Linked DNA regions of Mus musculus: regions 1, 2 and 4 are each linked to region 3. The links are chromatin loops, found by intact Hi-C in ENCODE. Cell type or tissue: heart. All regions are shown on one strand.

What was found. Peaks named below come from ENCODE experiments on the same cell type or tissue, not always from the same donor. Only the 100,000 strongest peaks of a DNase experiment are listed, where the experiment ranks them.
Region 1: it touches region 3 in a loop (5-fold over the local background); 8 of 42 quality-filtered maps call a loop at or near these places.
Region 2: it touches region 3 in a loop (4-fold over the local background); 7 of 42 quality-filtered maps call a loop at or near these places.
Region 4: a loop joins it to region 3, with 3 times the contacts of the local background. A loop is called at or near these places in 3 of 42 quality-filtered maps.

The regions. Positions count from the first base shown.
Region 1 is chr1:182,279,528-182,287,527 of GRCm38, reverse strand. It overlaps Degs1 (delta(4)-desaturase, sphingolipid 1), which reads left to right and starts at 4,727. Exons shown (of 3, transcript NM_007853.5): 1 at 4,727-4,906; 2 at 7,810-8,000. The coding sequence starts at 4,825. In heart, no CTCF peak of the experiment used is centred here; DNase peaks (open chromatin) are centred at 4,157, 4,737 and 5,287; H3K4me3 peaks cover 3,160 bases; H3K27ac peaks cover 2,783 bases.
Region 2 is chr1:182,404,390-182,412,389 of GRCm38, reverse strand. It overlaps Trp53bp2 (transformation related protein 53 binding protein 2), which reads right to left and starts at 3,223. Exons shown (of 18, transcript NM_173378.2): 1 at 2,940-3,223. The coding sequence starts at 2,966. In heart, a CTCF peak has its summit at 3,444; a DNase peak (open chromatin) is centred at 3,309; H3K4me3 peaks cover 2,867 bases; H3K27ac peaks cover 2,074 bases.
Region 3 is chr1:182,337,657-182,345,656 of GRCm38, reverse strand. It overlaps Fbxo28 (F-box protein 28), which reads left to right and starts at 4,051. Exons shown (of 5, transcript NM_175127.2): 1 at 4,051-4,334. The coding sequence starts at 4,068. In heart, a CTCF peak has its summit at 4,298; a DNase peak (open chromatin) is centred at 4,036; H3K4me3 peaks cover 2,394 bases; H3K27ac peaks cover 1,604 bases.
Region 4 is chr1:182,120,410-182,128,409 of GRCm38, reverse strand. It overlaps Srp9 (signal recognition particle 9), which reads right to left and starts at 3,673. Exons shown (of 3, transcript NM_012058.3): 1 at 3,435-3,673. The coding sequence starts at 3,506. It overlaps Gm33725 (a long non-coding RNA gene), which reads left to right and starts at 3,644. Exons shown (of 3, transcript XR_373761.4): 1 at 3,644-3,977. It also overlaps the pseudogene Gm17968. In heart, a CTCF peak has its summit at 3,756; DNase peaks (open chromatin) are centred at 3,309 and 3,679; H3K4me3 peaks cover 1,988 bases; H3K27ac peaks cover 1,428 bases.

The DNA of each region.
Region 1 (8,000 bases), 58 kb after region 3:
AGCAGGCTCCTTTGCCTACTGAGTCTTTTTTGCCAGCCCTTCCTGATACGAGTCCTTTGTTGACCACAGCATGAGAAATATCTCCCCACACCTTATGGTTTGTCTTGACTTTCCTTTGAAGTCCTGTTCTTCCGCAGTCTTGCTATAGAGCTGAGGGTGGCCTTGAACTCCTGATCACACGTCTACATTCTCAGTACAGGGGGGACAGATGTGCACTGCCAAGGGTGGCTTTCACATCCTACCTGCAGGTGATATCAGGATAGCATAATACTGTTCCCGCTGTGAGGCATTTAACCACTTGCTCTGGAATGAAGCCATCTTTTGATTACAGCAGAAGAGAGACAACCAAGGAGGGTAAGACAGCTGTGGAGTTCATAGATAACTGTGATGTCCACCTTAGATGTCCACCTCTATAAACCCCTCCTTCAGCTCCCTTCCACATGACATGCTGTTTGGCTCTAAGGCTGCCTTCTTTCTCCTACCAGTCAGAAGTAAATTCATTTACTCTAAGTATGAATTGAGTCTCAGTCTTTGGTCTTTCCCTGAGGATTTGAACACCACAACTCCATCAGTGACCTTCGAATAGATGGAGTGTTACCATTTTAACCTTGTGTAACCTCAGTTACATAGTGGCTTCATGGCCAGTGTGTGCTACATGAGACCCTGTCTCAACAACAAAACAAAACAAAAAAAAAAAAAACAAATAAAATCCATTTTTGAGACATTTGTATTCTAGGCTGGCTTCAGACTTACTAAATAGCTGAACTCGAACCCCTGGTCTCTCCGGAGCACCCAAGTGCTGGGATTGCACGTATGTGCCACCATGCCTGGCTTACAAAGTAGTTTTGTACATGAGTTTCCACCAAGTTGTCTTGCAAAATTCTTTTATTTTATTCCGGAAATGCAGTTGTTAGATTTCCTACATTGATGATGTCAAAGACAGTTAATTTTTATCAAACCAATTTTCTGGTTTTTGTTAAGGCCATCATATATATTTTTTTCTTCAACATACTTTTCCCCTTACACGGAGGGTGAATTGGGAGACAGAAGCATGAATAATTGTCTGGCTTTCTTGGGAAAACAAGAGAGTGTGAAGCTTCCTGGGTGACCCTCTTACAGTATGTAGATTAAGCAGTTAGATGAGCAACTAATTAATTGTTAAGTGAAGTATCTAAATCCACAGGCCTAAAGACCAACTTACAGAAGGCTGTTGAACCCCTCCTGGATAGGTAACTCAGCCAAGGGAAGGTGTTCCCCAGAGGCCAGACCCCCAGAAGGAAGAAAGAGGACTGTATGGGAGATAGGTTGGTGTGCAGACTCAGACTGGAGAACGTATGGCACACAGGATGCCAGCAGGCGACTGGGATGTAAGATGCTCTCAACTCTCTACAGGAGCAGTTCCCATAGGCTAATGCTTGCCAGTGTCATTATTAGATTTCAACTGAGTGGCTTTTGAAATGACATAAAAATAAACTGCTTAGCCCACCCTGGTGCGGCATGCTATAAATTTCAGCACTCTTGAGGCAGGCTGTCTCTGGGAGTTTGTGGCTAGTCTGATCTCCACAGAGGTTCCAAACCAGCCAGGGGTACATGAGACCATGGCTCAAAAGAAATACATTTTGAAAAAGAAGAAAAAGGAAAGGAAAGGAAAGGAAAGGAAAGGAAAGGAAAGGAAAGGAAAGGAAAGGAAAGGAAAGGAAAGGAAAGGAAAGGAAAGGAAAGAGGAGAGGAGAGGAGAGGAGAGGAGAGGAGAGGAGAGGAGAGGAGAGGAGAGGAGAGGAGAGGAGAGGAGAGGAGAGGAGAGGAGAGGAGAGGAGAGGAGAGGAGAGGAGAGGAGAGGAGAGGAGAGGAGAGGGCAGCTGGGTGGTGGTGCACACCTTTAACCCCAGCACTTGGGCAGCAGAAGCAGGAAGATTTTTTGACTTTGAGGAATTCCAGGACAGCCAGGGCTGCACAGAAACCCTGTCTCAAAACCAACCAACCAACCAAACAAACAAATAATGGAAACATTTAAATTATATGAAAGAGAGCTAGAGAGATGGCTTATCAGTTAAGAGCACTGACTGCTCTTCCAGAGGTCCTGAGTTCAATTCCCAGCAACCACATGGTAGCTCCCAGCCATCTGTCATGGGATCTGATGTCCTCTTCTGGTGTGTCTGCAGACTGCTGCAGTGTATTCACATACATGAAATAAATAATTCTTTTTAAAATTATATGAAAGAATGTGTCAAGTTCACCGTATGGCTGCTGGGAGACTTCTGGGAAAGCTATTTCTGTTTACTCCAGATAGAGAAACAGCAGCAACCCAAATAAATAATTCTATCCAGCTTGGCGCATGTCTTAGTGTTTCTGTTGCTGTGAAGAGACACTATGATCAAGGCAACTCTTATAACGGCAAACATTTAATTGGGGTTCAGTCCATTATCATCCAGGCAGGAAGTATGGCAGCATCCAGGCAGGCATGGCACTGGAGGGGCTGAGAGTTCTGCATCTTGTTCTGAAGGCAAGCAAGAGAAGATTGACCTCCAGGCAGCTACCAGGAAGGTCTTTCAAAGCCCACCCCTCACAGTGACATACTTCCTCTAACAAAGCCACACCTACTCCTACAAGGCCACACCTCCTAATAGTGCCACTCCCTGGGCCAAACATATTCAAACTACAACAGTGCACCAACAATTTCTTTGGTGATACTTACAGGAACATGAGTATCACCGGCATCACCAAACACCCAACTCCAGTGTGAGCTTGCATGGCTGGAGTCTGTTGCCCAACCTGCAGGCCGCTATACCCCTAAAGAGCCTTCGTTGCTCCAGGCCCTAGGCATATGTGTGTCAGTCAGAGGCCCTGTCATGGACAGAATTCACTTTCTGCTCCAGCCTTTTACAGTTTTAGGCAGTACCATAGCATAGCACAACACAATATAGCTAGAATATGTATTTTACTTCAGTTGTCTTATTTTCTCCTTTAGTGTGAACCTCTGGGAGAAAAGCACTATTATAAAAAATCATAGGGGTTTTGGGTTTTTTTCTTTTTATTATTTATTTGTTTAATTTATTTATTTGGTGGTGGTGGGTTTTGAACCCAGCATCTTACTGGGCACTTTATCATTGAACTCTGTCTCAAGTCTTTTATCTGTGTTGGGTGTGTGTATATGGAGGAGGCTGGGTTTTATCGGTGCACTTGCTCTGTAACCAAGGCAATCCTGGAACTTGTGATCTCTGCCTTAGGCTTCTGCTCAGTTGGGATCACACACAACTGGGCTAACATGCCCGGCAAGAATTTCTTAATACCTTCACCTACCCAGATGATACTTTAATTAAATAGCATCACATCAGGGGCTAGAGAGATGGTTCCGTATTTGAAGAGTTCCTACTGCTCTTGCAGAGTTCAGTTTCCAGCACCCATGGAAGGTGGGGTGTCTTTCAACGGCATGTAACTCAGCTCCAAGGGATCTGACACCCTTTTCTGGCCTCTGAAAGCAACTGCACCCAGATAGATAGATCTTTAAATAACATCACATCATTTTAACCCTTCAGAATAAATAAGACTGATACATCACAGCTGGCTAGTTTATCCTTTAAGTCCCTGTTAATTTGTTGGTTTTTTTTTTCTCCTTTATTAGAGAACACAAAATTCCCATATCGTTTCCTACAGTGAGATCTTGCTGATGGTATCCCATAGTTTAGCAGATTCCTCTGTAGTTTGTAGTTTTCTATACATGAGCAGTTGTACTTCCAAGACTTGTCAGACTTGGATGTCTGTCTCTCTGTGTCCCCACCTCTCCCGTTGTGGTATGCATGTGCAGTGGTGTGTGTCTGTGTCTGATTTATACTCATGACCACTTGGCTTCTTTAGGAAAGTCATCTGGTCTGCTAATCCCTAATCCTGTAATCTTAATCTTAATTAGCAGTTCCTTTCACTTCCAGGCTCCACGGAGAAGCCAGGGCTCTTAGTCCATCCACCTGCTCGGCCCGTGCTCCAACTCTGTGCCACACCTCTAATCCCTAAACCTCGTAAGTGAAGAAATGATAGGCATTTTGAAATCAAATCTCCCCTGCCTCCCACAGGAAGTTGCGGGTGATCACTTCTGTGACACGGGAAGATGCATGATTGAGCAACCATTAGTGTAGGGAAACATCAGAACCACCAACTCCACCCCATCTCTCCCTTCCCTTTTCTTTACTGCATTGTTCAGACAAGTCTGAAATTCCACTGGGAGGCAAGGGCAGGCCCACCGGCTGGAGGATAACCTAGGCTAGGTAGTGAGAACCTACTTCAAGAAACAAAAGCAAACATATGGGGCGGGAGGGGTGAGGAGGGGCGAAGACGGGAGAGAGGGGAGAGAAAAGCAAAGAGAAAAAAAAAACTTTTTTAAAAATTAGATTTTAGTTGCCACACACTCCAAATCTCTGGAGGTTTTAGTTCCAGAAGGCAACCAAACAGGGCTCGACAGATAATTTGCTATTAAAAGTTAAGCGAAATATGGGCTCGTTGCCACTTAATCAAAGCCAGTGATCTTCCGAACTCAAGGAGAGGTAGCCACCCCATGTACTCCACCCACTGAGGCGCTAAAGCGAGAGCCTTATCCAGCCGCAAATCTTTCCTTCTCTTTTCACCTTTTCCCAGGCTTCGTGAGCCTACAAGGTTCTTGGCTGCCGACCCAGGTCCCGCCCATCGCCTCCCACGAGGGGCGTGGTCATTGCGGGGCGTGGCCTGAGGCCCCGCCTCTGCCCGCGTCCCCGCGGCTTATCGACTAGAGCCGGGCCTCGAGCTGCCGCCGTCCGGACACGAGCCGGAGGCAGAGCGGGTCCACAGGCCGCAGCCATGGGTAGCCGCGTGTCCCGAGAGGAGTTCGAATGGGTCTACACGGACCAGCCCCACGCCGCCCGGCGCAAGGAGATCTTAGGTGAAGACTGGACCCCGTTATGTGCGCGTGGCCGCGTGCGGGCCCTGAGCGGCCTCCCGTGCGCGCCGTGCGAGCGCGGCCTCCGCGGCCCCTTCCAGCCGCTCCGCTGCTTGGCCGCCGGCGCGGGCTCCGGGCGGGCGGGAGAACCGAGGGATGAGGGATCAGCGCGCCGCCGCTCGCTGCTAGCCCTTCGATGGTCATGTGTTGGAGGCCTCCGCCGGCCTGTGAGCTGAGGGTCCCCAGGTAGGGCGATCCGGACTCGCCCCTCCTGCTCCGACAGTCGAGGGTGACCCCCGCTCCTGGTGGAGCGGTAGGCTCGAGCCCGGACGCCTGCTTGGCTCAGGGCGTGGTCCAGGGGCATCCCCGGCCCCGGGAGCCTCAATCACGTGGTCCAGTCAGCTGCAGGCCTAGCGGGGGACCAGGTTCGGGTGACCCTAGGCTTCCCAGACCGGATGGCTCCTGTGAGTTTTTATTCCAGTGATCTGCGGGACCGGCTGCATAGGAAAGGCGCGCAGCTTAGCCTCCCGGACCTTAGGACAGGCTAGGCCTGATTTAGGAGAGTATGGGGGGCGGAGGGGGGGTTTCCACGTGAGATAGAGAGGTCTCTTATCCCACGTAGGCTGCTCTTAAGAATAAGGACAAATTGTTGGGTATGAGCTTTGCATATATGAACCAGTTCAATTTTTCCTTTCCAGTACTTTGCCTGAGCCGGCATTTTAAAAGATGAAGTAATGTTTAAGAAGATTCCAACATCTTCATAATTAGACTGCAGCCAAAGAGTCTGCCTTTTTTCTTTTCTTGGTGCTAGATATAGAAAGTTGTTTTAGTTTGTTTGTTTTGATTTAATTGAGAGAATCAATGAAAGGCCTTTTAATATGAGGAACTGCCTCATATCCACCATTTTCACACTCTTTCTTAAAAATATTTGCCTAATGGGGGAGGGGGCGGCGAGGCCCTGGTTTCTGCAGTAGTTGCTAAACTTAGACATTACTTGTTTCGCAAATCAGAGTGACTAGCTGCCGTTCAAATGGACTTTATTTTTCTAGTGGAATTCACGTTCAGGGGATCCCTGGTGCTAGTAAGTTCTCTACCATTGAGCTGCACCCCTGACTTCTGACCTGGAACTTAAATTGAGTGAGCCTCAGTCATTATCACCAGCTGTGCTGTCAGGTGCTTTGGGCTCTGGGGTTTCCGTATAGTCATTGCCTCTGCCTCATTACGGTGATAAATGTCTGCTGCTCCAGGGAGGGAGGGAGGCCTTTGGCTGCTGGCTTATCGGTGCTCACCGGTGCTTTTGGGTGTGTGGGGAGGGGGGAAGGGGGAGGTGTCTGGTGAAATCATGCCAGAGGGGTTTGAAGGAAAAAAGCTGATCCCCCTCATGTCAGCCTGGAAGCTGGGGGGCAAATGGAAACGTCCTTTGGGGCCTGCTTTCAGTGCACACCTCCTCCTATGCCTTTTATTCTGAGTCCTTTGAGGGGTTAATATGTTGATAAGGTCAGAACATTCAGGATCCTCACTGTGACCAGATCTGCCAGCTGGGGTCCAACCCTTTAATATGTGCGGTGATACCACATTTTGCTTAACATTCCTTTGATAGACATTTGAGCTGATACCCCCTCTCAGCTGTTTTTAATAGTGTTCCTTTGAATGTTCATGTACAGGGCATGGATTCGTTTTCGTTTGGGGGTTGCTGGCCGTTCTTTCTTTAGCATTTTGGTTGAATGTCAGACAGTCTAAACCATTTTACATACTCATCAGGCAGTGTATGAAGATTCTGGTTTCTCCACAACCTAGTTGTTACCTGCCTTTGGGTACGTGGGCGTGTGGGTGTGCCCCCACAAGTGCATGTGCGTGCACACACGCCACAGTGTGCACTGTGGCTGTCAGGAGTGTGCTGTCTTTCCATCTCGTCCTCTCTTGTTTCTGCCTCTGCTGGGCATGCCAGGCTCGCTGGCTTGAAAGCTCACGTGGCTAAGCTCTTGCTCGTCTCAGCACTTAACCTCTCCTCTGGTGATATGAGGCCCTTAGACTATTGGGTTTGGGGAGTTTGTTTTTGCCTTGTTTCCTTTTCTGAGACAGGATCTTACCATGTAGTCCAGACTGGCCTGGAATTTACTAACTACCTCAGCCTCCTGAGGGCTGAGGTTATGTGTGTCACGATGCCCAGGTGTTTTTTTTAAAGTGTGGTGAAGATTCAAAACAGAATTCCCTGGAGGAAGCTTGGTCCAAAAGAACCGTGGAAATGAGAGTTTTTGTGATTTAGAGATCCTATGGAACAAATGTTACGTTCTTTCCTGTGTCAGCTGAGCTAACTTCATGGTTATATACGGTAAACGTGCCAGAGCTTGGCTTACAGAGATGGCTCAGTGGCTAAGGGCACAAGAGCACTTGTTGGCTCTGGCAGAGGACACAGGCTCAGTTCCCAGTGGTACATGGTTGCGCACAACTAACTGTAACCAGCTCTAGGGGGATTCCATTCCCTCTTCCGATCTCTGCAGGCACCAAAGCACCACATGGCTCACAAACATACATGCAGGCAGAACACTCAAACATATAAAGTAAATAAATAATCAAATAAATCTTAAAAGAAAATATGTGCAGGCTTTGTCTAAACGTAAACGTAATTCTTTTAGTGTAAAAGAATGTGGACTGTCCAGATTAATTCTTCGTGCATAAACTGTTGTATCATGCTATTTTGTGACTTCATTACCAGAACATAGTCTTTCCCTTTAGAAAATAAATATCTCATAAAGTCTGTCAGGGGGAGAATTATAACTTAGAAAAGGGAAAAATCTAATTGCATTAATCTGAGTGTATTAATTATAGTTGCTGAACTATGGTTTGCTTTTCTTTCTCATTTCCTTTATTTATTTATTTATTTATTTATTTATTTTTTCTTGCAGCAAAGTATCCAGAGATCAAGTCCTTGATGAAACCTGACCACAATCTGATCTGGATTGTAGCCATGATGCTTCTCGTCCAGCTGGCTTCATTTTACTTAGTCAAAGATTTGGACTGGAAATGGGTCATATTTTGGTCCTATGTCTTTGGCAGCTGCCTTAACCACTCCATGACTCTGGCTATCCATGAGATT
Region 2 (8,000 bases), 67 kb before region 3:
TCAACTATGAAATCAGTTTCTCCTCACTAAGTGGCGGAGAGACCACAGAGAAGAGATGCTAACCATGGCAGGTATCTGAAAATAAGAGTGACCGTCAACCCCACTTGCACAGCACCCTTTCATTAGCTCCGCTGTGACTCTACTTATTTTTAGTTAGCCTACTAAAATGCATCTTCACTGCTGGGTCTGTAGCCAATTATCACTTCATGTGCCACAGAAAGGAAAACTACTTGAGTCTGCATTATTTGGTAACAAAACACATGAATACCATTTGCTTGCATATATTTAATATAATTCAGTAGAACTCAAAAATGCCTTCCAAAGCAAACCAAGGAATGTACTCAGTGCCACAGAACTACACTTGAAAATAGCTAGAACCATACGATGATAAATTATGTATATTTTACATTTAAAAAAGTGTATCAAGGCAACTGGTCTTCGTTCTGAATGCCTGTCTTTTCATTAGTGCGACGCTTTTCCTGATAAACTGGTTAGTTTTCCAAAGTAATAATGAAACAGAACAAAACCTTACTCATACTAGACTTCAACTTCAAGCATAGTAAAAGCTAAAGAAGAAAACCATAAAGAAGAAAATGGTTTTAAGCCAGTGCTGGGATGGCCTGTGTCTGTTAGCCCAGCACTCCAGATGCTGCTGCAGGAGGACAGCTGTGAGCTAAAGAACAGCCTGGGCTGCAGAGTAGGTACCACACCAGCCAGATACTACATACACAGCAAGACCCTCTCTCAAAGAACCGAAATGTACTTTTACGGGCTTAGTAGCTTAGTGATGAAGTGCTTGTCTAGCATGTATACAAGATCCTGGTTGGATCCCAAGTACCACACACACACAGAAGTTTTATTTTCAAGTACCCTAATAACACAAGTATAAAGGCATATAAAACTAAGGCTTGGGTGCTGGAAAGATGGCTTAATCATTAAGAGAATTTGTTATTCCTTCTTACAGAGGTCCCAGGTTCAATTCCCAACACGTACCTAGCCACTCAAGACCATTCATAACTTATTTTTCAGGGGATCTGATGACCTCTTCTGATCTCTGTGGGCACCAGGCACACACATGGTAAACAGGCATACATAAAATAAATCTCTTGTAAAAAGAACACAAGGATGCTAAATGAAAATGTATCATATTTTTATCTATCACAGACTAAGAATCTCATGTTTAATCACTGTTGCTAATTCAGGGTGTTTTCTAGCAACTATTCCAAGCCAGGCATCGTATTAACCCCTTCCTTCATAAACAGTGACTCCAATCTTCCAAAGCACCCTGAGAATTGGCATTGTATCACCCCCAAGATACAGATGATGAAGATGAGAGACAGATTTTTCTTAAACATCTGGGATCACTAATGCTGTGCAAAATTCCAAAGCGCATCAAATTTCAAAGCTAGAATAGCATGCACACTACACCTTTCCTAGTAAGTCTACTCTGACACCAGGAAAGCAGTCAAAGCCACCAGACTTGCTGAAGTGACTTTAGTCCCAAGATTCAATAACTTTTTACAAGAATTCTGATCATCTGCTATGTGGTTTGGAGAAAAACACCCCTACATAAAACAAAAAAAAAAAAAAAAAAAAAAACAAAGGATACCTTGATTTAAACTGATCTTTCAGGAAGAAATCATCCTGCAATTAAAACCACCTATTCTTTTCCTTTCTCTGTTCAGGGGAAGCTGATGGCAAGCTGCAAAGGTTTTTTCACAACAGTGAGATAAAAACACAGGAATAAAAAAGTTAACAAAACAGTCTATCATAACCAAGGTATGCGTTTTAAGATATTCACATCACAGCCCTAACTTAATAAATGAGACTAAACCATTAGTTACAAAATGCTAGTAATTCCAAATTTCTTGACTCTTAGCAATTGTAACCATCCCAAGCCACCTAATAACCTAATAACCAAAATATTATATATGTGTCCAACCTAGAAAAATTTAGGAACACCCTCCACAACGCAAAGGGGCAAAGAGACAGTATAGTATATTCTGCACGTGTAATTACAAAAAAACCAAAACAAAATAGAACATTGAAACACAAATTTTAACACTCTTTCTTGGATTTTATAAAAGCAAAAAAATTAAGTTGTTTTAAGTTTTTATCGTTTTGTTTTCTTAAACAAGTGATGCGATAAGAACGTGAGTTGATGAGGGGTTTAGGGATGGATATGGCTAAAATACGTGACCTTTCAAAGAATATATAAAAATTATTTTTTAAAAAAGGACTTAGGTTGACTGCGATTAATCCTGCTTGAGAGGAGAACAAATACAACACCCACGAGGAAATAAATACACGGCTGCAGGAGCCACCATAACCAGTCAGATCTTGTGCTTGCTAAGGGGGCTTTTCAGAAACACCTCCATTCAACCTGCAAGTCACCTGTGACGCTGGCCAAGTCAGATGCCAAAAGAATTCACTCATCTTTCTTAGAGGTCTTGCAGAAAAAAAGCTGGGGGAGCGGGGCACTGAAGTTTTCCTCTGAACTAAAACTTTCAAGGCTGCATTTACTAAAACCTGTTTCCACAAAGAGATAGATAGGGTGACATGGCTGCTATCACCAACATCAGATCGAAATTCAAGTTAAAAAAAAAAAAAACTGGCAGAAAGAAAAAGAAAGGCAAGCCTTTTCAAGCGCTATGCTTCACTTCAGTAAAAAGCCTCAAAACAATTCAAAGAAATAGGCTAAGAACAAGGTTCCCCGGCTCTTGACCTTCAAAACAAGCTTCCCCAAAGGTCTCATCCGAGAAGCAAAGTTTGGAGCAGCGGCCCGGGCTGCCGCACTGCCTGCGGGGCAGCATCGCGACCGTCGCGGGGACCCAGAGGGACGGAGCCTCAGAGCCTCGAAGCCCGAAGCTCCACCGGCTCCGCTGACCCGGCCCCCCCGCCCTGTACACTTCCGGGCCCCAGCACGCCCACCCGCTTACCGGCATCATTTTGGACCCGAACCGCATGGAAGCGGGGGTCTGGCGGCGGCCTGGCCGAGCAGAAGTGACCCGAGGGTCGCGGGCCCGGGGAAGCCAAGCGAGAACGAGGCCGCGCGCCCGGCGGCCGACCTGTTGCGAGGCAGCGGCGCTGGAGTCCCCTCAGCGGACCGGGACGCCACCGAGTCCGGGGCCCAATCCCCTCGCCCGTCTCCGGGACGCGGCTTTGTCTCGGCGCTCGCGACTCCCACCTCCTCCTCCTCCTTCTCGCCGAAACCAACTAATCCCGGCCGGGCCCCCACCGAGGCGCGCTGGCCCCGCCCCCCACGAAGCCCCGCCCGCGGCGCGCCCCAAGGCTTGAGGTAAGGGGGAGCGGAGCGCCAACCGGGCGGCGAAGGCGCATGCGCAGATGCTGGGGGCGGTGCCAGAGGGGGCGGGAACCTTTGCTCCGAGGGAGGAAGATGCAGGCGGCGGAGCTGCTCCTGAACGCGCCTCCAGGCGGAGCCAAGGCACGGGAGGGCGGCGCCGCAGGAGAACAATAATCGTAAAACGCGGGGATGGAGCCCAGGGCTGTGTCCCTCACCTCCTTGGCGGTTCCGAGTTGCTCAAGAGAGTTGAGCCCTTTGCCTTAGGAACCATGAACCAGCCACAAGGCGCCGGACGCCGAGGGGCCTGGGCGGCGCCGCCTCACACACCTGACTCAGGGCGCCCTGAGGGATCCGAGCGCCCCACAAGATGGAGACCTGCGAGTCCGCCGGGCCGGAGCACGTTCCTGACAGAAGGCGCTCTCGGATTTGTCCTCATCCCTCAGGCGATGTCCAAGACCCCCCTCTGAATGGCCTGTTACTTCTATAATGTAAGAAGGGAAAAGCCCTTCAGTGTTGAGAAGTGGGGGGGTTCCCTGTGTTTTGAACAGCACGCTCAAAGGATTTGAAAATGGGTAAAAACAGCTTTCTGGGGCGCTCTTCAGCTCATCACGACCTGTAAACACTTTTAACACAAGGACCATTTTTTGGAGCCGTCGAAGCTCACGCTGGGAAATTGGCAGTAGTTCGCTTTGATAGGGAGGCAGATAGTCGAGTCCATTATCCAGAGAGACATAGGCTTCAGGAACACTAACTCCACGAAGCTCATTTCACGTCAAGTAACCCGTGCAAGCTCATTTGGAATCAGAGGACAGAAGAGTCCCCAAAACGAAATGAAATGAAGCACCAGAATGTATACAGCTTCAAGAATGGAGCCAGCTGAATGTGGTAGCGTGCACTAGTAATCTCAGCGCTTGGGAGGCTGAGCCAGGAGAATTGCAGTGAGTTCCAGGCCAGCCTGAGCTGAAAGAGTAAGACCTTACCTCAAATGACACTTTTATAAAAATTAAATATAAATTGACCTGTGTGTGGCACAGATCTATATCCCCAGGTACTCAGAATGCTGAGGCAGGAAAATCCCAAATTTAAGGGTTCCCAGGGCAGCTTTAGCAGAATAGGTCTCAAAATGTAAACGGGGGGGGGGGGGTCCCTGGAGTCAGACATAGTTTAGTGATAGAGTGTTTAACATGAATAAACTCCTGGTTTTAATACAAAGCACAACAGAAAGAATGAGCACTTATTGTTTGTCGTCCCAGCACTAGAAGGCTGAGGCAGGACGTATCAAGAGTCTGAGGCCAGCCTGGGCTACATGCTCTGTCTCCAAATAAATAAACAACAAATAAAAGAATAATTATTTTTTTATTTTAACATATCCCTTACCCAAAAAAAAGAATCATCCAACTCCCAGTTAACATCATCCCAGCTACTCTATCATCCCAGCTACTCTATCTAAACATGAAATTAAAACTGATACAACTAGAATTACCCTGGGTTAAGTAAAGGAAGTCCACACCTTGACTTACTCAGTAAAATGTATCAAAATACTGTAGGTCTTCTAAGTACTGTGGATCCATCAATGAACAAAACAAAGCTGAATGGACAATAAAACCAGTCTACATACAGTCACCCAGAAGAAAAAAAGAAAAGAACAAGAAAAAAAAAAAAAAAAAAAAACTCTTTTTGTGTTGTTGTTTGGTTTTTGGTTGGTTGGTTGATTGGTTTAGTTTTTCTAGGTAATGTCACTCAGTGTAGCCTTAGCTGTCCTGGAACTCATAGACCAGGCTGTCCTCAAACTTACAGAGATCCACCTGCTTCTGCCTTCTAAGAGCTAGGATTAAAGGTGTGCACCATCACTGCCCAGCTCAGTAAAAGAATTCCTATTGTTCATTAATGCTCCAGTTCTCAGTGGATCAAGGAATGGGACACTTACCCCATTACTACCAGAAAACTGACTGCATACAACAGTACATTATGTTTAATATGAGCACTGCAACACTGGGTTGGTTAAATAATAACAACAACAATAATAATTTTGTCTGTGTAAGTGCACACAGACATATATGCAGGCAAAACACGAATTCACATGAAATAAGCATAAATAAATCATTAGAAGTTAAATAAAAATGATTTCGGTGGAAATAGAAGCAAGGAGCGAAGAATGTGACTAATAAACTCCAGTTGTTTGTTTTTACTGCTGTTTGCACAAATGCCCTGCCCACGGGAAGGGAGAGAAAGGGGATGGTTGCTGGCAGTTTCTCCTGAAACTCATTCCAGCCAACTGAGAATTTCCAGATGCCAAATAGCAGCTATGTTTATAGTTGAGGGATTTTTTTTTTTAAATCATAGTAGCATTAAACCAAAGAAACCTTGTCTGTGCCTTCATTCACTCCCTTCAATTCTGTGTAAACCACACATAGCTGTTAGGTGAGTTAGTTGGTCAGATGAGCTAGCTGCCTTCCCAGCTTCTCGCTTTTTCTGTGTTCCCACCGTCACATTCTTACTCCTCCAAGAGCCTCAACTTGGTTCTCCCCACCCCTTAATTCTGTATTTGAGTCCAAGAAAGATAAATGAAATTACCACAAGCTGGTTGGGGAGGAGCTGCCTTCGCTCTTGACCTCACCCCACCCTTAGGCACAGTGCATTACCTATCTGTTTGGCTTGTGTCTTCCCCATGCTACTCTGGCCCATTTCCCACAGACGTTCCAAACCTTGACTCCTCTCCTCCCCTCAGAAGATGCATTTCCATGTTACTTTGTCAGTAAGATATTGATGACAGATCTTGAACCTTTTCATTTCCTTCTCCCCTCGGCCCCTCAGTTGTCTTACTCTTCCTACTTCTCTCATTGATTTGACTATTTACAATCATTTCTTCGTATCCATGGAGGACTGGATTCCCCCTAGATTCTAACATTTTCAAATGCTCCATCCCTGGCATAATGAGTATGGCGGCACATGCTTATAATCACAACACTGGGAGTGTGGTGCCCAAGGATCAAGAGTTTGAGGCCAGCCTGGGCAAAACCCAATCAGTCAATCAAATTGCATACAACCTATACATATCCTCCAGTTTACCTTAAATTAGCTATGTATTAGTCATTCCATTTGATACAATGCTAATTCCTTACAATACTTACTATCCTATAAAGATAATAGGACAAGGAAAAAGACCACTCTATACAAGTTCAGGTCTGACACAAGTTTTCCCTGAAAATATTCAAGTTGAGGTTTGGTTGACTTTGTATATGCAGGGCCTGTAGAAATGGAGAGCAAACTGCATTCTTATGTGCCCATATTTTGCCAGGCACTATTCTAGATTTTAAAGGCAATGGAGGCCCTTCTTGAAGCTGATATTCTGAGTAGAGATGCTGGACAATAAGCAAATGAATGCTGTAATCCTAAATGCTGTAGGGAAGAGAAAGCAATCAAGTAAACTGAGTTGCATAGTGTGTTTTAGACAGAGTGACCAGAGGAGGCCTGGGAGAAATAAATGGATGGAGAGTCAGACTCTGGGTAGTGGGAACAGCCAGGCAAAGGGGCCCAGACTGTCTTGTGTTTGGCATCCTAAAGGAGTGAAAGGGGCAAGGAGCTGTACCAGATGGAGACTGGTACGAGCCAGAAGATGGGGTGAGGGCCTGGAGCATCCAGGACAATTTAATGCTCCAGTTGTCCTTCCTAGACACTCCATCTATACAGCCTTTTAATGTATGTTTAAGGTTATGGGTACAGTATATATATCAAAATATGTATACAGTGTCTTAATGATCAAATGAGAGTAACTAGAATATCTTCTCCTCAGACATTACTTTGTGCTGGAAACATTGAAAATACCTCAGTAATGAAATACACAACTAATTGTTGCCAACCATAGCTATTTTTACAGATTCCTTGACCTATCAACTTATGCAATCTTTTCCTGCATTCTCCTTAATTAGCAGTATTAAAAGGCAAGGAGACCAGGTTGAAGTTCATATTCCCTGCTTTAAGTATAGCACTTAAAAGGGTGGGAAGGCTTCTTTGCATCTTTGAAGTTCCTACCTAAATGTGACTCTTGAAAGTGCCATTTGATGTTTCTCAAGAGGAACTGACCTCTCCGTTGCATGGTGCCACCTAGCCCTGGCCACATGACACAGACAAAAGCTTACATCCAACTAGATTCGATGGAAAGAAATACACTTTAGGCAGCTTCAGCCTTAACATTGCACCTAGAGCATGGTGGGAACTTTTATAAATGCAACATTGTTGGTACTTATCACATCTCCATCTGCCTCCCTCCTGTGCGTCTGCCTCCTAGGTCTATGGACTCTTTTGATGCTTGCCTTTGGCAGGTCTTCCTGCATTTCTACTTCCCATCAACCTCTAGCCTAGTGGTTCTCAACCTTCCTGGTGCTGTGACCCTTTAATACAGTTGCTCATGTCGTGGTGACCCCCAACCTCAAAATTATTTTTGTTGTTATTACATAACTATAATTTTGCTACTGTATGAATTGTGATGTGAATATTTTTGAAGCTAGAGGCTTGTCAGAGGGGTCTCCATCCACAAGCTGAAAACCACTTCTCTAAGCAGTTGCAAACTACAGGCCATATCTGCTCTCCACCTGTGTTTATATTGCTTCTGAGTTGTTCGTTTAGCAGTACTGATGATGGAACATAGGAAAGGACCACTGAGCTGTATCTCCAGGCTTCTTTTCACTTTTTACAT
Region 3 (8,000 bases):
GTCTTTCTCAATTGCTTTCTATCTTTTTTTGTTTTTCTTTTTGATCCAATACCTCTCACTGGTCCTGTAAGCCAGCAAGCCCCAGGAGTTCTGCCTCCCCCTTGCTAGGACGCTGCAGTACCTGGCTTACTATGTAGGCCCTGGGGGGTCAAAACTCAAGCTCTTGTGCTTGCTTGGCAAAACTCAGTTTACAAACTGAGCTGTCTCCTCACTCCCAAAAAGATGAATCTTTAAAAATATAGGTGGGGCTGGAGAGATGACTCAGCAGTTAAGAGCACTGGCTGCTCTTCCAGAAATCCCAAATACAACTCCTAGTGCCTGCATGGCAGACATTGGATGAACATGGTACACAATTATATATTGTCAAAACACTCACACATAAAATAAAATAAATAAATCTGTTTTTTAAATGTAGGTGATAAAGAAATCCCAAAAACTTAAAGCCTCTTATTATTCAGGATAAGAGGCCACTTATTCCTTCTAAATACGAGTCTGTTAACATGTAGCAGGAAAAAAGTATATAGTTACAGCTTTCTCTTTTATACAAAAACACAACTCCTTCTGGAAGTATTGTTGAACACGTCAAATCTCCTCTCCCCATATCAGCTAGACCTGGCCTTAGCACATCTCCTAACACACACCGTGACCAGAAAGACAGAAAGATGGGTAAGTGGTGGGGAGAATAACACACAGCATCAGCAACACAGTGAACTGACTTTAATGCTTTGGATCAGAAGAATACAAGACCTCGTCCATAGCTGTGCATGGTGATGCGAGTCAGGGTCCTAGCACACCAGAGGGATGCAAGCTTCAGGCCAGCAAATCCCTATCTCACAAAGCAAAGCAAATAAACAAATAAACAGACAAACAAACAAATATGGCTGGTGTCTTAGTCAGGGTTTCTATTCCTGGACAAAACATCATGACCAAGAAGCAAGTTGGGGAGGAAAGGGTTTATTCAGCTTACACTTCCATACTGCTGTTCATCACCAAAGGAAGTCAGGACTGGAACTCAAGCAGGTCAGGAAGCAGGAGCTGATGCAGAGGCCATGGAGGGATGTTCCTTACTGGCTTGCTTCCCCTGGCTTGCTCAGAACCAAGACTACCAGCCCAGAGATGGCACCACCCACAAGGGGCCTTTCTCCCTTGATCACTAATTGAGAAAATGCCTTACAGTTGGATCTCATGGAGGCGTTTCCTCAACTGAAGCTCCTTTCTCTGTGATAGCTCCAGCTGTGTCAAGTTGACACAAAACTAGCCAGGACAGCCGGAAAGGTAGCTTAGTGGTGGCATGCGAGCCTATCATATGGAAGTCCCTGGATCCCGAGTCCCTGTCTCCAAACAAGTGACTACGCACATAAGTAAACTGAAGGTGCCACTCACTTCCTGCCTCAGTTTATCCTAATATCAGCTCTAAAGGAAGATCTCATTCTCTTTCACATCTCCCAAGCACGAAACTAGACACAGGTGAATCTTGAGAAGTGTGTGTCCATCCCCTACTGGAAACTGCTGTCTTGTAAAGCACTCCTGATATCTGGCTGGCATGAAACTACATTTGGAATTCAGAATTTCTCCTCAGAGTGCACCTGTTCGTTTTGGTCGGTAACTCTATCCAAAATAAAGGCCGACTTTAAAAATTAAAACCAGACTACCATTTGCTTTGAAATTCTCTTTGTGAACACTTTTAGGGGCTGTGGCTATAACTGGATGGTGGAGTATGTGACTAGCACACACAGGGCCATGAGTTCAATTCCAAGTGCTTCCAATAACAATATTATCCTCAAACAAGCATGGGGAATGTAACGGTTGGAATCTCATGTATATAAAGAGAGAAAAATTGGAATGAGCTGAGTGGCAGGAACTGCTTAAAATTAGTCCCAAACTTGTATTCTGTGGTTCAGACCAAAAGATCTGAGCATTAATCGGTGGTCCTTATACGGAGAGTTATGGGGAAAGGATTGCAGTTTGTAGGATCCATTCACACAGCAGCTGTGTGTAAGGAGTGGATTGACAAACCACAAGAGCTGACTGAGGGGATGATGGTCCACTTTTACAGGATGCTCTGTAAGCTCTTTTTCATGTGAGAGTTTCTATAATGTACTTAACTCGTCTCCTCTTATAGAAATTCTATTTCAACTTAACCCATCAAGAAAGCTTCTAACTTTAATAAGTCTAGGTAGAAAATCATTTCCATTTAGACTAAATTGAAATTGGTTCTCTGAAGAGGTAGCAACGCCCTAAGCACAAAAGTAAAATTACAGTCTATTAGTAGGGAGAAAATCAACGCATTATGAATATGCAAACGTCTGGAAAACAGTTAGACATAAAATACATATTGAATACTAACCAGCCCTCTGTGATGTGCGTGTGGTTTGAATGTGCTCGAGACGGCTCATGCACCGGAACTTTGGTTATCCTGGATGAAACCTAAGAACTGGAATCATGGGAGTCAAAGACAGAATCAGTACAGGTTCAAGTCTGTACGTTAGTCACTTTTCTGTCACCGTGATAAAATACCAGGACGAAGGCAAGTTACAGAAGAAAGAGTCCATCATGGCGAGGAGACACAGCATGAAGTGGCAAGCATGGCGGGAGGAGCTGGAAGCTGAGAGACCACATCTTCACCCTCCAGCACAAACCACCAGAGAGCAAACTGGAAGTTGAGTGGGACTATAAGCAATCACTGTCTACTAGTGACACGCCTCCTTCAGCTAGGCCCCACCTCCCAAAGAAACCCCAAAGCGCAAGGCCAACTCAGAACTGAGTGTTCAAATATCTGAACTTGTAGGAAACAATCTTACCCAAACCACCACCAAGTCCAACCTGACTTTGTTTACTTCAGATGCAGAGTGTGTATTTTTATGCATGAAATAATACTACATTATGCTGGGTCACCTATGGGGCGTCCTAGTAAGAGGCACGTGATGATCTTTCCTCCCACAACTTGTGGTGGTACTCCTAATCATGTGATTATAAGCCTGTTCCCTGAATTTCTGTATCATACCTTTCTTATTTTGTGATTAATGCATTACATGAGAAGTGGGTTATTTTGAGACTACGTGCTACACCTTACCACAGGCTTGTCTTCTGGTTTTAGCATCTTTTCATTGGTTCTCACCTAAATTGATTCACAGAGAATAAAAGTCTTTTTTTTTTTTTTTTTTTTAAGCACACAATTCAGGTACTGGAGAGATGGCTTAGAGGTTAAGAGCACTGGCTATTCCTCCAGTGAGAAACAATGCACCCATTAACTGTCTGTTGTCTTCCACACTTCCCTTATTCCCAACTTCCACCAACCACGAATCCACTCTGTTTCAGTTAAGCAGTTGTAAACCAGCCAGTTGTTGGTGCTGGAAACCAAAGGCCAGTGTTGGTGCTGGAAACCAAAGGCCAGTGTTAGTGCTGGAAACCAAACTCGGGTCTTCTGGAAGTGCACCAAGTGTTGTAAGCTCGCTTGTGCTCTCTCTCTCTCTCTCTCTCTCTCGCCCCTGACTCTATGGACCTGCCTACATAGGGCATTTCACATAAAAGTAGTCGTATGGTGTGTGACTCTGTGTTTTTATTTCATTAATGTGCTTTCAGGGTTTACCTGTTGTCTTGTAGTTTTAAACTAGCGGTGTTTTATTCCTTTTTATATGCTGCAATTATCACTGTGACTCTTGGGAGATGCTGATCTAAATACAAATTTCCGTCTAAACTTATGAAGGTGATATGGTTTTTATCATCCTTTGGCGAGTTGCTTTTAAAGAAAACTGCTCCATTGTCGTTCCTTTTATCAGATGAAAGGGACTATGACGACCGCCTTTCTTAGGGTTTGCGGAATCCTTGCTCGTTTCCACTCTAACAAGGCAGTCTCCGATTTTAAAGAGCTACAACGACCACCTCTCTTGAAGTGTGCACTATCTTCCCTCCTTTCCGATGGACGCACCGAAAGCTCGCCTCTCTTTCCAGCTGTCATCCCACGAGCTCCTCCCTCTCCTTAAGCTCCCCCCCCCCCAGGAGGAGGAAGTGACGCACAGGAAGTGTCCCGATCCCCTTACATTGGAGGAAGGAATCAAACTCCCAAGATGGCGGCGGCGTCTGAGGAGCGGATGGCTGAGGAAGGAGGCGGCGGCCACGGCGACGGCGGCTCCTGTTCGGCTGCCGGCTCCGCTCAGCGACAGCCCCCGGCGCCCCCGTCGCAGGCCCCGCCGCCCGGGTCCCAGGCACCCGCCGCGCCCGCGCTGGCACCGGACCACCTGCCCCAAAACAACACACTGGTGGCGCTGCCCATCGTAGCCATCGAGAACATCCTCAGCTTTATGTCCTACGACGAAATTAGCCAGCTCCGCCTGGTGAGGGCCGAGGCCTGGGGAGGACCGGCGAGGGCGGCGCGTTCCTGGGGAGGGAGCCCCGCCGGCTCGGGACACGGAGCGCGCGCGTCCCCGGCAGCCGGGAAGTGGCGCTGGCGACGGCCGGCGGGGTGCTTGCTGCTGCCGCGCTGGCATCGCGACCGCCGGGCGGGCGAGGCTCCGCTCTGCGCCTCGCCCCGCCCCGAGGGTCTCCTCGCCCCTAGCCCGGGACGCGCCCGCCTGCGAGAAGTAACGGAGCGGGGCTTGGTGCCCTCCGCCCGGCTGGACCGGCGACAGGGACTCCCGAAGGGGCAGGCGCCTGCCTCGACTGCCCGCTCGGGCTCTGGAGTTCACTCCCAAGTGGGCAGAGGATCCCAGCCAGGCTTGGGTTGTGTTGCAAGAATAGTGTGTATTGTCCCTCCAACCCAGGCTTTCTGCTTGAAAAGGATGAAGGGGGTTTGGCTGTCCCCCCCCCACCCCCCCCCGCTCCCCCTTGAGCCCCAGTTGCGGTTCTAAGATTGCAGTTGTGTTGTGCGTTTAAAACCCCAGAGCCTTAGTTGCTCACTAAAGTAGAGCCCTGGGAGATGATGACCTGACTGGCTTTGCCTCCCTGACACTCCTTACTATAGCGAAGCAACTTGTCCCCTTGTCAAGCTATTACCCCCTCCCGCTTGTTTGCTTTTTTTTTTCAAATGTGCTTCAAGCCCACCCTCCTGCAGTCGGAGTGGTTTACTTATTATACCCTAAAAATAACACATTGTCCTAGCCAAAATTTAAAAAGAAAAAAAATTGCCATTGGAATTTTACTACATCCCTGAGGTTTGACCGAAGATTTGATGAATTACTTGGTTCAGGAAGATATCTCACTTCCTACCGGGGTATTTCCCCTTAGGTGGTTAGGAAATTGGAGGAGGTGGACATTTTGAAGTGGTTGTGAGCTGGTTTGATGTAGTCACTTAAATGTGCTCGGGATTGTTGATAAAAGGACAAAGACATCTTTCTGAATGTGCTGTGTGTGGCGGTTACTTATTCATCGCTATGCCATATTTTAGCCCTATTCTTCCATCTCTAAATTGACCAGTATTGTGTTTCAAAGGAAATCATCTTTAAAAACAGCTTGCAGTCATTCATTCAAACTCCGGGGCAGGTTTTGTGTGTGTTTCCCCACACTCTGTGGAATGGAAAATTTCTTCTGTTTAGAGTAGGTATTTCAGAATACAGTTGTCCTAGATTTTCAAAGCATCATCCTAGGATTTCGTGTAGAGTGGTAAATATTTCCTTTATATTTTATAAAGCTTGGTACTTGACCAAAATGTATGCTGTATATACAATTGCGTTTGGCAATTGGGCATAACATTTGATTGAATTCAGCCAGCCAGCCAGACAATGGCTTTGAAAAGCTTGGAATGTTCACAGGTTTTTTGTTGTTGTTGTTAAGTGTTGAGAAAAACGGGGTTTTATTGGTTTGTTGGTCGTTTTTCCTTCTTTTCATTCATTGTTGTTTTGTTTTGTGTGTTACTGTTTGGCCACCAATCTGGAGTTCAGCCTTGATTCTACTAGATAAATGCTCTGTCAGCTTTAACTCTCATTTTTCCTTTTCTTTAAACAAACAAACAAACAAAAGTGTGAAGAGGAGAAAATAGACTGCTTGGAGACCTGAGGTGAAATGGGCCTCACAATTATTAATAATCATCATCTCTTTCATGTGAAATGTATAGCTGCATATTGTATCCTAAGCCTTTTCCTGGCTTGATTTGTAATTGAAAGCATTTTTCTTAAGGAGTCCCTATGGCACCCCTCCCTCCCCGCTCCCAGCCAGGTTTATACAAACCAGCGTGGTTTTAGAAACAGAAGGCGAGGTCCTTTCTTAATCTGATGTCACTGGGTTTTTATGGAAATTAAGGTTTTAGATTCATTGGTTTCAGAAAATACAATTCAGGTGACATACAGATGTACTTTCTTGTCACTAGGTGTCAGCATTAATTTAATTACGCTCTTTTTTGTGAAATAATAGAAAAGAGACATTGCCTCATTAGGCTCTTTGTACAGATCTTTTTAATTGAAGTGGTTATTTTTACCTAAATCATTTGCCAAAAATTCAAGAGACTTAAGTGTGTGTTGGCATCTGCTGTATGTATTACCTAAGTTCTTTTTAATTGTGTTTTCTTGAGTAAGCCCTAAGACTGGCCAAGTGCGGGAGGGAGCAGTGCTGAGAGCGAGCACAACTGGCTTCCATTCAGCTGCATGCTGACCCGTGGGCTAGTTGACAGACACACTGTTGAGATGGCATTTTGCTTGTTCTCTTCCTTCCAGTTTTCTTTCTTGCCTCATCCTGAGAGACCTCATGTTTCCCTATTCCTAACACCTAACTTACAGGGCAGGTATATAACCCAAGTACTTAATATTAATAGTCTATACTTTTGGACGAGATCTCTAGCCTGAAGTTGCCTCAGCTGAATTTCATTTATTTGTTCAGGTTAGTTGGTGATAGTACTTGCCTCCTGTAACAAATAATTGAGATTTGATTTTCCAGTCTACTGATTTCTCAGGGTCTGTCTTGAATGCCTTATTGAATTGGCTATTTTTCTACCACTAAATTTTGTTCCCCAAACATATGCAGCCTAGAAATCCTGGTCCCACAGAAATAGCTTTAAATAATTAATTCCTACAATGTATTAAAATGTATTTGGCTGAATACAACTTTTCAGATGAGGAGGTGTGTACTTTGAGTTGGTTGCTTTCCTGGTGCTTTGGCGTGTTAAGCAGACAGATCCCTAATAAGTACCTGAGATGCTTAGAAACAAGTAGTCAAAGGTAAGAATGGAGATTCCACCCTTAGAGAACAGAACAAACTTACCTTTGAACATGTTCTTTTGGCTCATGAACCGAGTGTTCTGTTGGGAGAATTTTCAAGATAGTAAAGATGCTGTCATTGGTTCCCCTGTAACTCAAGTGGTGTTCATGCAAATAGAGTGAAATTAGTATTTCAGAACATAAATGTGACTGTATCAAGAATTCTTGCTTGTTATCTGGAATAGAAATTTCCAGTTAGCAACCAAGTATATAAAAACCATGATGCTCCATCCCAAGATATTTGTCTGGATCACTCTAGAGAATTGAATCTGCTATTTATAGCGCCTTTCATGGGGTTTCTTCAAGCTTTAGAAAGCTGAAAGTTGTAGACTGGGTTGGTGGTAGGAAATATGAAGGACGATGAAGAGGCCTTTCCTTTTGCTTAGAATTGGGCATGTCTCTGACTTGTTCCTTACTGTATCCTAGAAGTTCCCGATCTTTTCTGTTTCAGTATACCTTTATATTCTTTAAAAGTCATGATCCTAAGAGGTTACCTTAGAAACTTTTACAAAGCACAAGAACACAAAGCACACATCCATTAGCTGTCAGTGTAACAATGCATCATAGTATTGCTGTATTGCTCCAGAAACCTCAACTGGATACCTGGGAGGGAGAGAGTGGGTCTCCGCTTCCTCGTTATGAGAGGAGTTGACCATGCACAAATAGAGCACTACCCGCAGAGGAACCTGCAGAGTCTGAAGACACGAAGAGGCTTGAGGAGAGGGATTGAGACGCGCTCAAACCTGGAAGAATAGTCTTGACTGCTATTGCTGCTAGGTGGCTTCCACCTGTGCCCTATTCCACAGAGTGAGAAGC
Region 4 (8,000 bases), 220 kb after region 3:
TTAAAGTTAGTTCAGTGTGGCAACCTGAAGGATTTTAACTGTTAGATAAAAAATACTGTTACAGTTCAAAATAAGCATCCATTTCAATAGAGTCACAGAGACAAAAAGGTCAAGGTTCCTGTCTAGTTAAGAACTTTTAATTCAACAACCAAAATAATCAATACAAAACAGAGTGAATTAAAATAAAGGTCCTAGAAAGGCAGCCTCTTATTCGGGAAATGGAGATGATCCTGGAACCCCAGGAGGCATGGAGGACCTGGGGCCAGGAGTAAGAGGTGGAGGCAGTGATCTGGCAGCCGTGGGGGCTGTGATCAGACGAGGCCAGGGAGCTCTTGGAGGCAAAGCCAAGACAAGGAGTGGGTCCCCGTCACCAAGGTAAGGACATGAGGACCAAGTCGTGGAGCTCCCAGACTACTCATCTTCCCTGAGCACATCCCTCCCTCAAGGGAGGTTCTAAAACCCTGCTCATACAGAAACAGACGCTTGGCGGCCGGTGGACAGGTTCAAGGCTTTTGACACTACTGGGAACTACAATGGTCATGTTGGTCTTGGTGTTCCATGCTCCAAGGAGGAACCCACAGCCATCTAGGGGCCGCCATCTTGGCCAAGCTCTCCATTGTCCCTATTTGGAGAGGCTACTGGGGAACAAGACTAGCAAGCCCCACAATGTCCCATGCAAGGTGACAGGCCACTGTGGCTCTGTGCTGGTGCATCTTATTTCTGCCCCCAGAAGCACTGGCATTGTCTCTGCTCCTGTGCCCAAAAAACTACTAATGATGGCCAATATTGATAAGTGCCATTAATCAGCCAGGGGCTGCACTGCCACCCTGGATAACACTGCCAAGGCCACCAGTGGTGCAACCTCCAAGACCTACAGCTACCTGACCCCTGACCTCTGGAAAGAAACTTTGTTATTCAAGTCTCTTTATCAGGAATTCACTGGCCACCTTGTGAAAACCCACACTGGAGTATCTGTTCAGAGGACCCAGGTTCCATCTGTGGCTATCATATGAGGGTTTTTATACAAGAAAAATAAAGTGAATTAAGTCTATTTAAAAAAAAAAAGTCCTATAAAGAAAAATACTGGTAAAAGTGCTAAAGGAAAAAGAGGCCAAGAACCACTTTTCTTGGGATGTGGCTTTGAAAATACATGTTTTGTTTTCATATAGAGAAGGCTGAAGAAAGTATAAGCACTCTGAACAAAGAGCTGATGTATCTATGGCTTCACCAAGTCTGAAGCCAGAATGACTGAATCAAGACAGTGCGACTGGGAGTCAGGACTTCATTCAGTAATCAATGAAGAACTGGTTTTAAGCAGAGGACACGGCAGTGTCGGTATTCTCAGACCACGGTAGCAGAAACGTAAGGGAGGGACTAAAAGGAAGACAGAGCAACCACGGGCTCTTTCAGCTCACCAGCAACAGCATTTCAGTTCAAGCCATAAAGGGAAGAGTAAAGGGTGAAAAGGTACATTGGTTCCACACTGAATGTGCTGGGTACAGAAAGCAGAATTCCCGCACACAAATCCTAGAGACCAACAAACTGTCTTCGTTAGCCCTACGAGGACCAGAATGGACTGGAGTTCAGATCCAGGGTTTATACTTAAGTTTGGAGGCCACAAGGATTTTCTCCTGGACAGATCTGGCCAGCTCCTCCTCTGTGTCTCCTTCTCATCACAACTCCCTGACACTTCTACTTTCACTGGCCCCGCAACTACATCTTCAAATAGTCACTCAATGTGTGCTGGTGTATCTACAGTCTCTTTACTAAATGCAGACACTGTATACTGTTGTCAGTATCAGGCCCTTCTGGACAAACCTTATACCACCTTACAGCACACTGCCCAACTGAGGAAATGAACCACATGAAAGTACATACAAGAAGCCACCACTGTCACAAACTACACAATTTCAAAAATACCTAATCTACCTAGCCATTTATTATCACTTTAATAAGATCATTAGTTTTAAATGTTGCCTTAAAAAGGGAGCCTGCAGCCGGGTGTGGTGGCACACGCCTTTAATCCCAGCACTCGGGAGGCAGAGGCAGGCGGATCTCTGAGTTCCTGAGAAATAAAAAGAAGGGCCGGGGGAGCTAACACCCAGAGTTCAAGATCACTCTCATCTCCACAGGACATTAATGAGGCCCATCTAGGACGCATGAGAAGATAGGAGCTTAAAAATACACAAGGATGGTTCCGAATGTTCTACTGTCTACTCTGGTCTTCCTGTGGTTCTAATGCAGGTAGACACAGATTTGGCTCCCAGCACCCACAAGGTGGCTCACACCCATGCCTAACTCCATTTCCCGGGGATTCAATGCCCTCTTCTGACCCCAGCAGGGCAGGCACCCCATGTGCACAAGCAAACACTGACATACGTAAGAATTAATGGACTGACCTTCTTAAAAGATGCTTCCTGTGGGCTTGGAGAGATGGCTTAGCTGCTAAAGGCTATGCTCACAACCAAAAGTAAAAGATGCTCCCTGTAAAATCCTGTAGTAAGTACTGCCACCGCAAGCTGCCAGTACCAATATATTTTTGATTTTTACTTACATGTGTGTGTCTGTGTGTGTACATGTTAGTGTGAGAGATGTGTGGTCAGAGGGCAAATTTAAGGAGTAGATTCCCTCTTTCCATCCTTAAGTGAGTTCTGCATGCTGAGTGTCTCTGCAGTCTCATTATGATACACACACACACACACAGAGTTCGTGTTATGCACTGAGCCCGGGTTCTTGAGATTGTTAGCTGCTCATCGGTTTTTTTGTTTTTGTTTTCTTTTTCCTTAACGTGTATATTCATAAAACATGCGTCTACCATACCTTCAACAATCCTTTAAGGAATGATGAAGCTGACCTTTGTGTCCCCCTCCCGGAACTTGTTCTGAACTGCTGAGATGGGACTGGGTAGTTTGCTTTGGGGAATGAAACCGCTTGCAAACATTTATGTCTAACGTGAGAGTGCAAACAGTCTCCATGTTTCAACTGGTCCAGGAAAAGACTAAAAATCCCCACTATCCAAAAAAAAAAAAAAAAAAGTAGAGCAGGTGCTTCCTAACTGGGACGTACAGTAGCACCATTTTATAAGCTGGTACTCTCGGGTCTGGGTAGGAAAGGAAAGGGGCACTAAACTAAGCGACGGACAGGAAAGCGACGGTGCAGGGGGAGGAGCCCACTCAGCGACACGTAAACCAACCAGATCCCGAGCGGAAGTTAGGAGCTCCCCCGGGTGCAGGCCGCTGTGGGGTCCGGCGCTGCGGAAACCGCCCTGCCTGTAGCTGCTGGGGTCGCCTCGCTGGGTCACTGGGTCTCCGGGTCAGTCGGAAGCAGACGAAGGGACAGTGGCACCGGGTGGGCCGACTGTTTCCTGGGCGTGCTCAGGCCGCGCCAAGGGTAGAGAAGCCCCGGGCCCCAGGGCGGTCCCTGCAGCGACTCACCTTCATGGGGTCCGCCAGGTAGAGCTTCTCGGCCGCCCGGCTGAACTCCTCCCAGGTCTGGAACTGAGGCATCGTGGCTTCAGGCAGCGAGGAACAAGGCCGCGAAGCGAGTCACGGCGCTGTCGCCCCGGCGGCCCGCCGCTCTCCCGCAACCGCCCACAGCGCTGCACTCCGGCGGCGCAAAGACGGAGGCTCACGAGCGCTCACGCCATTGGCCAGCCTCGGCCGCGCGCCTGTCCAATGGGCAGGAGGCGTGATGTCGGGGGGCGGGGCCTCCGCTCTGAGAGGTCGGGAGAGGAGAGGGCGGCTGCCACAGCGCCGCCTGCAGGGCTGGAGGGGATAGTGCCTGTGCTGCCTTTCCAAAGACTAAGGAGCTCTGTGACCTGGTACCCAAGTCACAGTCGTGGTGATGACAAGGCGCAGCTGTCACACTCAAAGCCTAATCAAGGAGTTGGGGAGACATAACGGACGCGCAACCAAAAACTTTCTGTGGTAGACTTTTGTATCGGGTCAGTGGAACAAAAAGGAGCAAGGCTCCCAGAGGTGAGACAAACTGAATAGGGAGTAGAGAAGGGCGAGACCTCTAGGCACATTTAAGATCTGCAGTGTACGTGTACTTAAGAGGAACAGTAGTGTTCAAGGGAATGGAGGAAGAGAAGAAGCACAGAGAGAAGGAAGCTACACTGTGGCATCTGCTAGGATACGAAATTTGAGTCTTTCCCTCAGGCAGAGTGTGACACAGGACAGCTTTTAAAAGAAATTTTATTGGGGTATATAGTTTATGTGTGCAGTAAACATCGGCTTTGAGAATATACGATCATGGATTCTGAAAAAAATACATATACACACACGTCACACAGCCACAGAGCATATACCTACTTGCCTAATGTCATAATCAATATATGGGGGTATTTTTCACCTCTAGAAATTTCTTCATGCCTCCTTGTAATTCATTTCCTCTGTCTTCACTCCTGGCCCCACGAATGTTTACTCTTACTAAAAATTACATCCCCCTGTCCATTGAGCTGCTTTTTCCCCCTTCCCTTCTCCATCTTGCTCTGCCCCTCCTCAATCCGGGCCCAAAGGTTTGTTGTTGTTGTTGCTGTTGTTGTTTTTATTTTTTGTTTCTCATTACAGATGGTTGTGAGCCACCATGTGGTTGCTGGGATTTGAACTCATTCATGACCTCTGGAAGAGCAGTCAGTGCTCTTAACCCTGAGCCCTCTCACCAGCCCCCATTGATCAGCTTTAAACAGTTTTGTTGGGTTTTTTGTTTTGTTTTGTCTTGTATTGTTTTGGGTTTTCAGTGCTAAGGATTGTGCATTCTAGACAAGGTCTCTGCCACTGAACTTAGCCACATTCTCCTCCCCATCTTGCCTTCCTCTTCCCTATCTTTTTCTTTTCTTTTTCTTTCTTTCTTCTTTGTTTGTTTGTTTGTTTGTTTGTTTTTCAAGACAGGGTTTTTCTGTGTATCCCTGGCTGTCCTGGAACTCTCTCTGTAGACCAGGCTGGCCTTGAACTCAGAAATCCGCCTGCCTCTGCCTCCCAAGTGCTGGGATTAAAGGCGTGCGCCACCCCTGCCCGACTTCTTTTCTTTTTCCTTCTTTCTCTTTCTTTTTCTTTCTTTCATTTTTTCTCTTTTCTTTCCTTTCATTCATTTTCTTTCTCTTTTCTTCCTTCTTTCCTTCCTTCCTTTTTTTCTTTTGCTCTTTCTTTTTCTTTTTTTATGTCATGAGTTTGCGGAAAGTCCCAGCTATTTAGTCCAAGGCCAAACTGGGCTACTTAGAAATAAACAAGCAGGGCTGGAGAGATGCCTCAGCAGTTAAGAGCACCGACTACTCTTCCAAAGGTCCTGAGTTCAAATCCCAGCAACCACATGGTGCCTTACAACCACCTGTAATTAGATCCGATGCCCTCCTCCGGTGTGTCTCAAGACAGCAACAGCATACTCATAATAAATAAATAAATAAATAAATAAATAAATAAATCTTTTTTTTTTTAAACATTGAGCAGTCTCTGGGACAAACCTTCAGTCCTTTTTTTTTAAGATTTATTTATTTATTATATGTAAGTACACTGTAGCTGTCTTCAGACACTCCTTACACATGGTTGTGAGCCACCATGTGGTTGCTGGGATTTGAACTCCGGATCTTCGAAAGAACAGTCGGGTGCTCTTACCCACTGAGCCATCTCACCAGCCCCCCTAAATAAATCTTTTTAAAAAAAGAAATAAGCAAAGAAAAGAAAGGAAGAAAGAAACAAGAATGATGGCAGTCCTAGCAAGAGGCCATCATGGTACCTGGGCTAAATAGATAGCAATTATTTTGATTTTTTTTAAAGGGGGTGAAACAAAGGGACTCTGAAGTCAGCCTCCCGGGGGATGCTTGAAGGTCTGCTCAAACATTAGGGCTTTACAGCTCAAGTTCCCAGGAGGCTGGGTGGTTAGCTGAGTCATCTCTACGAAGGTTAAAGTCACTTGTGAATAAGATTAGCTTCAGAAGAAGGCTTCTATTCCCTTAGAACAAGGGACATATTGCAGGGGCTATGGGGACGCTGAAGAGCAGAAACAAACGAGACGAGACAAAGGACAGTCCAGCAGAAAGGCCTTCTTGGAAGAGGAGTTTGTAAACATTTTTAGCAGTGTACATAACAATGAGTTTCGTTATGACATCTTCACACATGTCCACAATGTGCCTTGATCATGTTCACACCCTCTAACCCTACCTCTTTTAGATTGGTCCCAGCAAATATTTTTTTTCCAACAAATCTTAATATTCCCTCTTTCACACCTGTACAAGTCAAAGGGCATAGTGTTGGGGTTTAATCAAAATGTTGGAGTCCTCAAAGCCCCCTTGCTTATCTCTCCAAGGCAGAGTCAAGAGAACCAGGCTTCGGAAGTTACTACAAACCCTTTCGTTTTACAACCCTACAGTCAAACCTTACTATAATATTGATTTTCATTTAGCAGACAAACGACTGGCTATGTTTGTGAGAGAGTTTCTAGATTAGGTTAATTGGCGTGGAAAGATCCATCTGAAATGTGGTGGCTCCATCCCATGGGCTGGGGCCCTGGGCCATAAAAGGAGACTGTGAGCTGAGCACCAGCATCCACCTCTCTACATCCTGACTGGAAGCAGTGTGACCAGTCACCGCACACTCCTGCACCCACCCCACACTGAGCCATCTGCTTTTCCTTCCTTAGGTGGCTTTTGTCTGCCATGATGTCACAGCGGTGCGAAGAGCGCTTGGTACACTAATCCCAAGGGCTGTGAGAGAAAATAATCCTTCCCACTACACTAACCCAGGTCTACAAGCTCCTCTCTCTACTTTCCCAAGCTGAGGCTACCTGGTTCATGAATAGTAGCTGTTTTATGGATATAAGACAGGGACATTCAGAGTATGCAGTAGTGAACTTCACAAAGAGCATAGAATCTGGATCATTCCAAGTGACTTCACATCAGCCCCAAGAGCAGAACTAATTACCCTCACCAGAGCCCTCTAGCTTGGAGCAAGAATGAGATTCACACAGATTCATCCTGTGATTTCTATGTAACCCACACCCGTGTAGCCATCTGGAGAGAAAGGGGCCTCTTTACTGCCTGTAACAGCTTGGGTAAACATGCTCCTGAGGTTCGGACCACTCTAGAAGCCACCCAGACTCTAATTCAGATGGGCTTATGCATCTCAAAGCCCACTAAAATGGCCACTCGGACATCTCTCATGGGAACACCCAAGCAGGCTAAACAGGCAGCTGAGCCTTTACCGCAGACTGTCTAAATTCCCAATCCCGATCCCGTCCTCCTAGGTCCCAAGACCAGGGTTTCACAATCACTTCAGAGACAGAGTTACAAAGCCCAGAAAACAGACTGCTGCTCTCTGGATCCTCCCAGTGAAAGCCCTTCTTATTGGGCCATATATTTGAGGGCGAAATCCCTCCAAGTTCTAATAGAGCCTGTCTTCATAGACACAGTGTTCCTTAGACATTGTGATGTGTCTCTAAAGCCTGCCCTACTTGGGAGGCCAATGGGGGGTGGGGCTTAAACCTGCTCCCCCTATACTTGTGTGCAGCGTAGAGAAACCACGCTCCCTCAGTACAGGAAGAAAGTTGGCAAGCGAATTTTACTTATATGCACCCATGCAAAGGAAGCAGATACCCACTGAGTGCCCTCTCTGGATAGACAAAGGCATTTCCCACCAAGAAGAAAGTGTCTCAGAGGTCGTCAGCATCCTTACAGACACTTCATTTCTTGCTTTGGGCTTTTCCAGTACCTACAGTCTGATAATGGTCCAGATTTCATTACCAATATGTTCACACCACCCGGCACCGTTAGTACTCTGCAAAGGTAGAAAGAGGAGTTCCTGGAACTCTTAATCGGCGTCTCCCAAGCTCACCCCGACAGTAGTCTTGGCAACTTGACAACTCAATAGTCTCCTCTCAACCTCTCTTTTAAAATCCCAAATTACCCCAAGACTACCACTCATTTGACTCTTTCAGAGTCCTTTATGGTACAACTTTCTCCATGTTGACCGCTTCTTATTAAATCCTGAAGATTGTTATCAATCTCA